2 separate regions of the Homo sapiens genome follow, and region 2 is linked to region 1. The links are chromatin contacts, found by Hi-C or POLR2A ChIA-PET in ENCODE. All regions are on one chromosome and are shown on one strand. Each heading gives the region's core, a stretch centred on a gene start or an enhancer-like site at or near the end of the contact. The rest is flanking DNA. Distances are from core to core; before and after follow the strand shown. Region 1 has its middle 15 kb from the start of ARSI. Region 2 has its middle 14 kb from the start of RPS14.

What was found. A loop is a pair of places that touch in the nucleus more often than their neighbours do. ChIA-PET counts read pairs that join two places held with the same protein, here RNA polymerase II (POLR2A). Pooled maps may share reads with other maps.
Region 2: a pooled map shows a loop between it and region 1 (2.2-fold over the local background). The contact joins two enhancer-like sites. A Hi-C loop is called at or near these places in 2 of 50 pooled maps. POLR2A ChIA-PET finds 5 or more read pairs at or near these places in 3 of 52 experiments (A673, H1 and HepG2).

What each region holds. Positions count from the first base shown.
Region 1 is chr5:150,315,180-150,320,767 of GRCh38, reverse strand. No RefSeq gene overlaps it. Among named protein-coding and RNA genes, the nearest start is that of ARSI, 15 kb to the right of the region's middle. RefSeq lists enhancers at 3,228-3,522, 2,664-3,863. Within about 2 kb of position 3,432, at least 9 of the 41 ENCODE cell types and tissues checked have a DNase peak (open chromatin) inside an H3K27ac peak, as active enhancers do.
Region 2 is chr5:150,432,723-150,438,310 of GRCh38, reverse strand. No RefSeq gene overlaps it. Among named protein-coding and RNA genes, the nearest start is that of RPS14, 14 kb to the left of the region's middle. RefSeq lists a silencer at 719-919. Within about 2 kb of position 2,075, at least 2 of the 41 ENCODE cell types and tissues checked have a DNase peak (open chromatin) inside an H3K27ac peak, as active enhancers do.

The DNA.
Region 1 (5,588 bases), core at 2,183-4,682:
GGTATATATCATTCCTGGCAGAGAGAAAAATGTAAGCAACGCTCTGACATGGGGAGAGTCAAGGGCACTTTGGGGAAATGGGTAGTTTTCCAAGGTAGTGGACTTGGGGAAGGAGGCAACAGTAAAGGTAAGAGCATTCCACAAGGAACATTAAGGCTTTGCTCCAGTCTTGGCTTGGTCAATGTCTGGCACAACACAGCAATTAAGACTGTGGGCTTTAAAGAGAGGGGCTGCATCTTTAATGTGATTTTAGATGATATGCTGTATGAGTCAGAATAGCTTAGGTTACGCTGCAGTAAATAAACAACCTGAAAGACTTAATGAATTATAACACCAAGCTTATTTCTTGCTTGTGTTACATAATCACTGTGGCTTAGCTGGGGGCTGTCTCTCCTCTTCACTGACCTCACTCTGGGAACCAGGCTCTGGACAAGAGAGGGCTGGCTGGCCTCACACCAGGAATTAAAATGTTCTAGCCCAGAAGTAATGTGCCATTTAGAAAGGGCCAGAACTGGTCACATGGCCCCACCCAATCACAAAGGAATCAGGAGGTGTCAACCCTCCATGTGCCTGGGAGGCAGAAAGCCAGAAATGTTTGCTGAACAGCACTAATGATGACTACATAGCTAAACCATATTAAATAACAGTGAAGCACGCAGTGAAAAACTGATTCCCTTTTCAATCTCATTTTAGCTTGCAGATTATTTCAAGAGAAATCCTGACTCAGTTCAGTGCTTGTGTATCATCAATACCTTTCTAACATTTGTTAATCTCTCTTGTTCATCAGTTGAATAAAGGTTTCAGATTTAGCTCTTTGAACAGCAACAGTATCCAGCTGGAATTTACTAACATTATTTCCTTTTTTTTTTTTGCTTTTATTTTTACTTTTGCCTAATATGTGTTTCCATTAATAGTAGTATTATAATAAGTTCCCTTTGAGAAAAAATTAATATAAGGAAATCAAACACAATGAAAACCAGAGCGAGCTCTAGAGTCAGAAGGCCGGGGTTCAAATCTTGAGTCCTCTACTTAGTAGTTGCTTGATCTTGGGCTTGTCATTAAACCTCTGAAGCCTCAATTTCTCCATCTGTAAAATGGCAGTAACACGAGTACCCACACCAAAGGTTTGTTAGATGTTACTCAAGCTCTGACCACACCGCCTGACCCATAGTAAGTTCTTGATGTTAGCAATTGTTATTATCTAGCTGGGTGGCCCCGTCCGTCTCTGGCTTCAGAGGATGATCTGTGGCAGGCTGTCTTCCCTGCTTAGGATAGTCAAGGTAGATACAGGTCCTTGAATGCCAGAGTGACTGAACTTTGCAGGCAGGGAGAGGACCCCAGCAAGCCTGGGCAGCCCCCTCCCCTGCCAGGCCCGGTCCCTTCCTGCAGGTGTTGTGCTGAGCCTCTGGCTGACAGCTGTGTTTTCTCTGCTCAGCAAAGGCTTTAACCATAAACAGGAGAAATCGGGTGACCCCTAGTCCCCGGAAAGCCTCACCTCAGGGGCCTGGGTGAGAAAGGGCTCCTTCTGTCTGAGGTAGGGGTGGGCTCTGCATTCCTCAGTTTCAACCATTTGGTCAGATTTCCTCCTGGAATGCAGCTGGAGGGCCCGGCCCCCCGCCAGAAATAGCACAGTGCAGGGTGGCTTTGCTGTGGTCTCCCTGCCTACTTTGGGGAGGGGCTCACTTTCAAGGTCCCTGCTGGTGCTGAGAGGGCTGATGTTCACAGCTGTCTGGATGGGACATGGATGCCCCTCAGAAAGATGGTTAAGCTCTTCTCAGCTTAGTTCTCATTCAGGTATTCGAGAGTCTTACTCTGAACTCCAGCCTACGGAGGCATGGACTTGCATTTAGCAAGAAATGAACATGTTTTAACATGGCCCACAAGGTCTGGCCACTCCCTGCCCACATCTCACCCTGCACTGCTCCCTTCTCCCTGCAGTCCCACTGCCTCCTTGCTGTGTCATCCACAGCAAAGCCTTCTCCTGACACTGGTGCCTGCCTTGACCTCGCCGTGCTTGAGACACTCCTCCTGCCTCTTCACAAGCCCAGGCTCCCCTCATGGCTCAGCCCTCCTGGCTCAGGAAATGCCACCTCTTCAGAGAGGTTGCCCCTGGCCACTCCATCCAAAGTGGCCTCTTCCCATCACTCTCCACTGTATCTGTCATTTTCTTGTTTATTGTCCATTTGTCTATTTATTGTCTCATTTTCCCCCACTAGAATATAAGTTCCATGATGGAAGGAACCATGTCTATTGATATCTGTATTTTCTTTGCTCAACGAAGGGGTTAACCGTGAACATCAGTGATACGGTTAGGCTTTGTGTCCCCACCCAAGTCTCCTCTTGAACTGTAATCCCCATAATCCCCACGTGTCAAGGGAGAGTCCAGGTGGAGGTAACTGGATTATGGTGGGTGGGTCGCGATAGAGTTCTCATGGGATCTGATGGTTTTATAAGGGGCTCTTCCTTTTTTGCTTGGCACTTCTACCTGCTGCTTTGTAAACAAGGTGCTTTGTTTCCCCTTCATCTTCTGCCATTATTGTAAGTTTCTTGAGGCCTTCCCCAGCCATGCTGAACTGATGAGTCAATTAAGCCTCTTTCCTCTGTAAATTACCCAGTCTCAGGCAGTTCTTTATAGCAGTATGAAAACAGAATAATACAATTAGCAATTGGGTGACCGTCAGTCCTCAGAAAGCCTGTTCTGAACTCTGTCCCCCAACTCCTATAGGTACTCAATATATAAATACTCATCACATGAATGAATGAGTGAATAAATGAAAGGAGAATGTTAGAAGAGACCCTGGATAATGTCTACTATAATATTATCTAAATAATAACTACCAATTTCTAAGAGCTTTATCAGTGTCCTATACTGTGCTAAGTGCATTACATACATGATCTCATTTAGTTTTGCAGTAGCAGGCACTGGTTTTCCCAGTTTCCCTTTTTCAGAGGCCCAGAGAGGTTAAGTGACTTGCCAAGGTCACACTGTAAGAAGCAGACTTAGGACTCCAACCCCAAACTAGGTTTGCCTTGTGGCAAAACCCATGCTCTTAACCCTCACCCCAACAGCCACCCGGAGATGGGGTTGACTTGTACTCAAAGGGGTAAGGGAGGTTATCAGGGAAACTTCTCACTGCCTCCTACCATCCCTTCCCAGCCCAGACAGTTGCTGGTACTTTCTGCCCAGTACTACTTCACAGAGTCAGTGTCCAGCTTCCGAACAGCATGGAGGCAGCTCTGAGTCATCCGAATCCCAGTGGCCCCCACAGGTCAGCTCTCAGGCCATGACCCAAGGCCACTCATCCGCTGACTCTTTTACTCCTAGCCTAGCTGGAGGATGTGCCAGGCTCACCAAGGTACAGGGGAAGGGCCCTGAGGTTGAGCTGCGCTGCTCTCAGCCACAAAGAATGCCGCTGACTCACAGCAGTGAGGCAGGCAGACGGTGACTCAGGGGTCACACAGGCACAGCCCCCAGGGAGGAGAAGAGAGGGTCTTGTGGTAGGATGCGGACCAGGCCCCAGTTCATGGCCTGACATGCAGTGAGGGCTCTCTCCATGCCAGCGATTATCATCTTGCTTAATGACTCAGACTGCCTTCCCCTCAGTGGGCCTTGACCTCCCTGCCTGTGCATGGAGCAGATGCAGAGGATGTCCTGTGATGGGATGTCATCTGTGATTAAGGTAATCAAAGCGGGTGAGAACCAGGTGATGCAAAGCTGCGAATACCAATGTGAAGAATCGAGACTGGATTTTCTGGAGGCCAAAGCCCAGACCTGAGAGTTGGGAGTCCTGGGTTCGAGCCCTGCCCTTTACAAGGACTCACTGTATGACCTTGGTAAACATTACCTTGCCTCTCTGAGCCCTGATTCTTGCATCTGTCAAAAGCAAGCTTCTAATGGACAGAGTGTCCTGTCACCAACTTGACTTTGTCTATACTCTGCCCTCTGCTGAGAACGCTCTGGCCACCGTCTCAGCCTCCTGATTCTTCAAGGGTCTGTTTTCAAATGCCACTTCCTCAAAAGAGTCTTGCAGAATCTCCTGTTCAAAATTAATCTCTCACAGATATTAAAATGATGGCATAAATCTACATTTAATGACATAAAAAATGTCCGAAATATATTAAATGAGAAAAAAGCAGGAGACAGAATAAAATGCATTTTAATCTATATATATGTCTATGAATGGAAATGCATAGGAAAAAAAAGGCCTAGAAGAATATATATAAATGTTAACTATGACAATCTCTGAGTCATGGAAATTATGTCGGTCTTTATTTTTCTTAATATTTTTTGAGTGTTTCTAAAATGCATGCAACAAGCATGTTCCTTTTATAAACAAGAGACAATAGAGCTTCTTCCCAATTAAAAACATCATCTCCACTTTTCCTAAACTAAGCCCTGAGTGTTGGTTATGGCTGCGGCCCTAAATTGTTGTGTGTGCTTATATAAGATGCTTCATCTCTCTAGGCCTCATTTTTCTCACCTATAAAATGAAGAAGTCGGCTGGGCATGGTGTGGCTCATGCCTGTAATCTTGGCACTTTTTGGGAGGCTGAGGCTGGTGGATCATCTGAGGTCAGGAGTTCAAGAGTGGCCTGGCCAACGTGGCAAAACCTTGTTTCTACTAAAAATATAAAAATTAGCTGGGTGTGGTGGCGGGCGCCTGTAATCCCAGCTACTTGGGAGGCTGAGGCAGGAGAATCGCTTGAACCTGAGAGATGGAGGTTTCAGTGAGCCGAGATCGTGCCACTGCACTCCAGTCTCAAAAAAAAAAAAAAAAAAAAAAAGTCATACTCTGCAGTCTCTAAATTAATGTTCTTCAATATAACTTTCTGTAATGGTAGAAAATGTCTACGTCTTTGCTACCCAGTTTGGTACCACTAGCTTTTGAAAGGTGGCTATTGTTATTTAGGAATTGAATTAATTTAAATCTAACTAGCCACAGGCAGCTAGTGGCCACCATGTTGATGGAGTAGTTCTAAATTTTCTCCTATCTCCAATGTTTGATTGTGTCACATCTTGTTTATTAAACTATAGTTTAATAAATAACTACTCTTTTCCAAAAGAGTACTCTGTCTTCCACCCTGCAAGAATGTGACTACCCTCAACTGTAGCCACCTGACTCCAGTGGGAGCTGCCCTTTCTTTTGTAAGTGCCACCCTACACCCTGTTGATTGATCATCATTTCAAAAGGAAACCCTCTCCATTCTCCCTTTCCCGTAGACCCTGGCAACCACCAGTCCAGGTTCTGTCTCTATGAATTTACCTATTCCAGATATTTCACACAAATGGAATTGCACAATACACGAACTTTTGCATGTGGCTTCTTTTACTTAGCGTAATGTTTCTGAAGTTCATCTGGGTTGTAGTATATATCAGGACTTCATTTCTTTTTTATGGCTGAATAATATTCCATTGTGTGTATTTACTACAATTTATTCATTTATCCATTGAAAGGACATTTGGGCTGTTTCCACCTTTTGGCTATTGTAAATAATGCTATGAGGAACGTATATTTGAATCCCTGTTTTCAACTTTTTTGGGTATATACCTAGGAGTGGAATTGCTGGGTCATATGGCAATTCTGTGTC
Region 2 (5,588 bases), core at 826-3,325, 120 kb before region 1:
AAAGACTTCCAAAGGCTAGTTATATCAGAAACACATAAAAGAGAAAGGTGCAAGCAGTGAAATTCAAATGCTCCCAAACCAAACATACCATCTCTCTTCTCCCTTACTGAAAACAACAATAAAACCCACTAGAATTAGCACCAAAGAAATACAACGTAAGCCACAAAAGTGAACCACATATGTAATTTCAAATTTTCTAGTAGCCATATTAATAAAGTACCAAAAAGTGACATTAATTTTAATAATATATTTCATTTAACCCAATATGTCCAAAATATTTTCACTTCAACATATAATCAAAATAAAAATTATTAATAAGATGTTTTACTGTTTTTTTGTGGTAAGTTTGAGATTCATTGTACATTTACACTTATAGCACACTTCCATTTGGACTTGCCACATTTCAAGGACTCAACCACCATGTGGCAGAGATAATTGTGTCCCAGTATGCTTTCTCTTCATCTTCTATTGGAAATAGGAATCTCAATTTTTAGCTGCGTGTATGGCTGATCAGAATGAAGATGACATTTTATGGAGGATGGTCTGAGCAATATTAAAATAGAAAAAAAAGAAGAAACATAGAATTAAGAGAAACAAGGAATAAACAGTACAGTTTCCAGCCCCCTCCCAGGCAGCTAAGTGTCACTCACACAACTAAGTTGTGGCCAGTGAGAAGTAAGCAGAGTCATGAATGCAGTCTACAGTCTACAGGGAGAGTCTTGAAGAGGAGATGGCATGACCTTCTTCTCTTTCCTCTAGATACTCACTTTTAGATCTCTGCTGGAAACTGTCGCCTTATCAGACAAACTTCCCTGACATCACAGATCCATTAGCATCCCTCACCTCTGCCCATCATTCTCAAGCTATTTATCCATGTATGCGGCCAAATGTGTAGATCTTAGCCCAACTTGGTATTAACATCTATATCACCAAGTCAGTGGTTCTCAAACAAGTATGCATCAGATTCAGATTGCTGGGCTCCCACCCCGAGTTTCTGATTCAGTAGATCTGGGATGGAGGCCTGAATATCTGCCTGCCTGCCTGCCTGCCTGCCTGCCTGCCTTCCCTTCCTCCCTGCCTTCTTCCTTCTTTTCTTTCTTTCCTTTCTTTCTCTTTTCTTTCTTTCTTTTTCTTTCTTTCTTTCCTTTTTCTTTTTCTTTCCTTCTTTCTTTCTCCTTCCTTCCTTCCCTCCCTGCCTGCCTCTTTCCTTCCCTCCCTCCTTCCTTCCTTTCTTTTCTTTCTTTTTCTTTCTTTCTTTCTTTCTTTCTTTCTTTCTTTCTTTCTTTCTTTCTTTCTTTTTTCTCTTTCTTTCTTTCTTTCTCTTCCTTCCTTCCTTCCTTCCTTCCTTCCTTCCTTCCTTCCTTCCTTCCATCTTTCTTTCTTTTTCTTTATTTAGAGGTGGGGTCTTGCTATGTTGCCCTCACTGGTCTTGAACTCCAGGGCTCAATTGATTACCCAACCCAGCCTCCAAAATGCCGGGATTATAGGCATGAGCCACCGCACCCGGTCTGAAGATTTGTATTTCTAAGTTCCCAAGTAGTGCTGATGTTGATGGTTCAGAGACCACATTTTGAGAACCACTGGGCTTGGTGACTACTGGACTTTTCCGTTCAGGTCACTGCTGTCCCAGCACCTGAGACAATGCGTACCTGGTATCATATAAATATTTATGACTCATATTACAAGTATTACCTCATTCAGTCGCTTTGAGGTAAGTACTGTTATTATCAAAATTTAACATGTGAGGAAACTGAGGGTCAGAGAGGTTAAGTGACTCGTCCAGGGGCACACAGCTGGAAAGGGGCAGGAGCAAGGATTCAAACTTACATACGCTTGTCTATAACCACAGACCGTGCCCTTAATCGCCACACTCTTTCACTTCTAGCAGGCTGGGGCTCAGTGCAATCAGGCTACCAAGGAAGTCGAGGAGGAGGAGGACCCGCCCTGTCTCAGCATCTCTTCAGAGGGCTGGGAAGTACACGGTAGCAGAGTCCTGCCCCTGAAGGGAGCCCCGTTGCCGTGGGAGCTTACATCAGTCATATATAGGTGGCCACCAGGTGGCAGCATTGTTCTGACAGGAAGCCGCGTGCTGCCTTGCTGTCTTAGTTCTGATCTGGGTTCTGCCACCCCTGGTTCAGTGGCCCTCAGCCTATCCATTTCTTATGTGCCTCCGTTTCCTCATCTTTACAAAAAGGAGATTGCATCTCTGTGATCTCTGAAGAGCCCTTGCACCTCAGATGCCATGTAAAAGAGAAAGGTGCAGCCAGTGGAATTCAAATGCTCCCAAACCAAACCAGATCTCCTCCCCCCCACTGAAAACAACAATAAAACCCACTAGAATTAGCACCAAAGAAATATGATGCAAGCCACAGAAGTGAGCCACAGGTGTAATTTCAAATTTTCCAGTAGCCACACTGATAAAGTATCACAAAATGACATTAATTTTAATAATATATTTCATGTAACCCAATATGTTCAAAATATTTTCATTCCAACATATAATCAATATAAAAATTATTAAGATGTTTTACTTTTTTTGTGTGAAGTTTGAGATCCATTGTACTTTTTTTTTTTGAGACGGAGTCTCTCTGTCACTCAGGCTGGAGTGCAGTGGCACAATCTTGTCTCACTGCAACCTCTACCTCCCGGGTTCAAGCAATTCTCCTGTCTCAGCCTCCCAAGTAGCTGGGATTACAGGCACCCACCACCACACCTGGCTAATTTTTGTATTTTTAGTAGAGACAGGGTTTCACCATGTTGGTCAGGCTGGTCTTGAACTCCTGAACTCAGGTGATCCACCCGCCTCAGCCTCTCAAAGTGCTGGGATTACAGGCCTGAGCCACTGAGCCCGGCTGGTCCCTTATATATTTCCACTTATAGCACACTTCCATTTGGACTAGCCACATTTCAAGGGCTCAACCACCATGTGTAGCTAGTGGCTGCCATGTTAGACAGCACAGCCTTAGATATTAATGCCAAACATTTATTGAGGTAGGTACTATGCCGAGTGTTTTACATGCATTCTCTTTTTTTTTTTTTTTTTTTCCGAGACAGAGTTTCGCTCTGTCACCCAGGCTGGAGTGCAATGGCACTATCTTGGTTCACTGCAACCTTCGCCTCCCGGGTTCAAGCGAGATTCTCCCCTTCAGCCTCCCGAGTAGCGAGGAGTACAGGCACCTGCTATCATGCTGGCTAGTTTTTTGCATTTTTAGTAGAGACGGGGTTTCACCATATTGGCCAGGCTGGTCTCGAACTCCTGACCTCATGATCCACCTGCCTCGGCCTCCCAAAGTGCTGGGATTACAGGTGTGAGCCACTGCGCCTGGCTGCATTCTCTTAATCAATCTTCACAACATGCTATGAAGCAGGCAAGATTATTATTATTATTAGTCCTGTTTTGCAGATGAGAAAACTGAGGCTTGCTTAGGGAGACTAAGTGCCTCAGCCAAGATCACACAGCAAGTAAGTGGAGGAGTCTGGATTTGAACTTAGCTCTGCCTGGCTCCGGAGTCCGGGCCCTTCATCATGACATCATCCTGCCCTGATGGCAGATGCTTAGGGTATGCTGTCAGAGAGGCCTACCGACAGGGATTCCAAATCCAAGTAATGCAAATTCCTGGGAGTAAACAATCAGGCCTGTCAGGGCAGGAGGGGAGGCCCTGAAGCTACATTCTCCCACCCGCCGCAGTTGTGTGTCTGGCAAAGTTGAGCTTGCCTGGCAAACAACCAATGACTCTGACAAGAAGAAACCATGATCTTGGGGAAATTATGTTTGCATGATGAAAAATGGAACTTGCAAAAAGAAAATCTGGCATCAAGTGGCCGGGTGCAGTGGCTCAAGCCTGTAATCCCAGCACTTTGGGTGGCCAAGGCAGGCGGATCACTTGAGGTCATGAGTTCAAGACCAGCCTGGCCAACATGGTGAAGCCCTGTCTCTACTAAAAAAAAAAAAAAAAAAAAAAAAATTAGCCAGGTGTGGTGGCAGTCATCTGTAATCCCAGCTACTTAGGAGGTTGAGGCAGGAGAATTGCTTAAAGCCAGGAGGTGGAGATTACAGTGAGCCGAGATCATGACACTGCACTCTAGCCTGGGCGACAGAGGGAGACTCCATCTCAAAAAAAAAAAACAAAATAAAACCAAAAACTCTGGCATCAGGAGAAAATTAAAATTGAGAAATGGACTAGGGTGGCTCACGCCTGTAGTCCCAACACTTTGGAAGGCCAAGGTGGGCGGATCACTTGAGCCTAGGAGTTCGAGGCCAGCCATGGGGAGACTCTGTCTCTACAAAAATACCAAAATTACCCAGGCATTGTGGTGTGAACCTGTTGTTCCAACTACTCAAGAGGCTGAGGTGGGAGGATGGCTTGAGTCCAGGAGGCAGAGGTTGCAGTAAGCTGAGATGGAATCACTACACTCCAGCCTGGGTGATGGAGCAAGACTCTGTCTCAAAAAAGAAAAAGAAAAATTGAGAAATGCAGAACAATAGGAATAACCTGCAGGTGAGTGCGAAAGAGGGTAGAATTCCAAGGGACAGAGCTAGACCTAAAGTATGGAAGTTACAGGGAGGCAAGCTGTGGTGCGACATTAGGGAAAATAGCACTAACTAGACTGACGATGTTATACAGCTGAAATTTATTAAGCACTTATCAAGCAACTTAAATGTAGCAGCTTATTGGCTGGGTGCGGTGACTCACGCCTGTTATCCCAGCACTTTGGGAGGCTGAGGCGGCTGGATCACCTGAGGTCAGGAGTTTGAGACCAGCCTGGCCAACATGGTGAATCCCAGTCTCTACTAAAAATACAAAAGTTAGCCAGGCATGGTGGTGCACACCTGTAGTGCTAGCTACTCAGGAGGCTGAGGCAGGAGAATCACAAGAACCCAGGAGGCGGAGGTTGCAGTGAGCCAAGATGCCGTTGCACTCCAGCCTGGGTGACAGAGTGAGACTGTCTCAAAAAAAAAAAAAAAAGTAGCAGCTTATTTAATTCTCATACTCACAGTAGGAAGTAGCATGCAAGTAGACCATCAGAGGTGTAAGGAAGTAGATACTGCTATTATTACCCTTTTTGTTTTTGTTTTTTTAGAGACAGGGTCTTGCTCTGTTGCCCAGGCTGGAGTGCAATGGTGTGATCACAGCTCACTGCAGCCTCAAACTCCTGAGACTATCAGAGATGTGAGGAATTAGGTATTGCTATTATTACCTTTTTCTATTTTTTTTTGAGATGGAGTTTTGCTCTTGTTGCCCAAGCTGGAGTGCATTGGCACCATCTCAGCTTACAGCAACCTCCACCTCCCAGGTTCAAGCAATTCTCCTGCCTCAGCCTCCCAAGTAGCTGGTATTTACAGGCGTCTGCCACCTTGCCCAGCTAATTTTTATATTTTTAATAGAGACAGGGTTTCACCATGTTGGCCAGGCTGGTCTCGAACTCCTGACCTCAAGCGATCCGCTCACCTCAGCCTCCCAAAGTGGTGGGATTACAGGCGTGAGCCACCACACCTGGCCTGCCTCTTTTGGTTTTGTTTTTTCAGAGATAGGGTCTTGTTCTGTTGCCCAGGCTGGAGTGCAGTGGTGCGATCATGGCTCACTGCA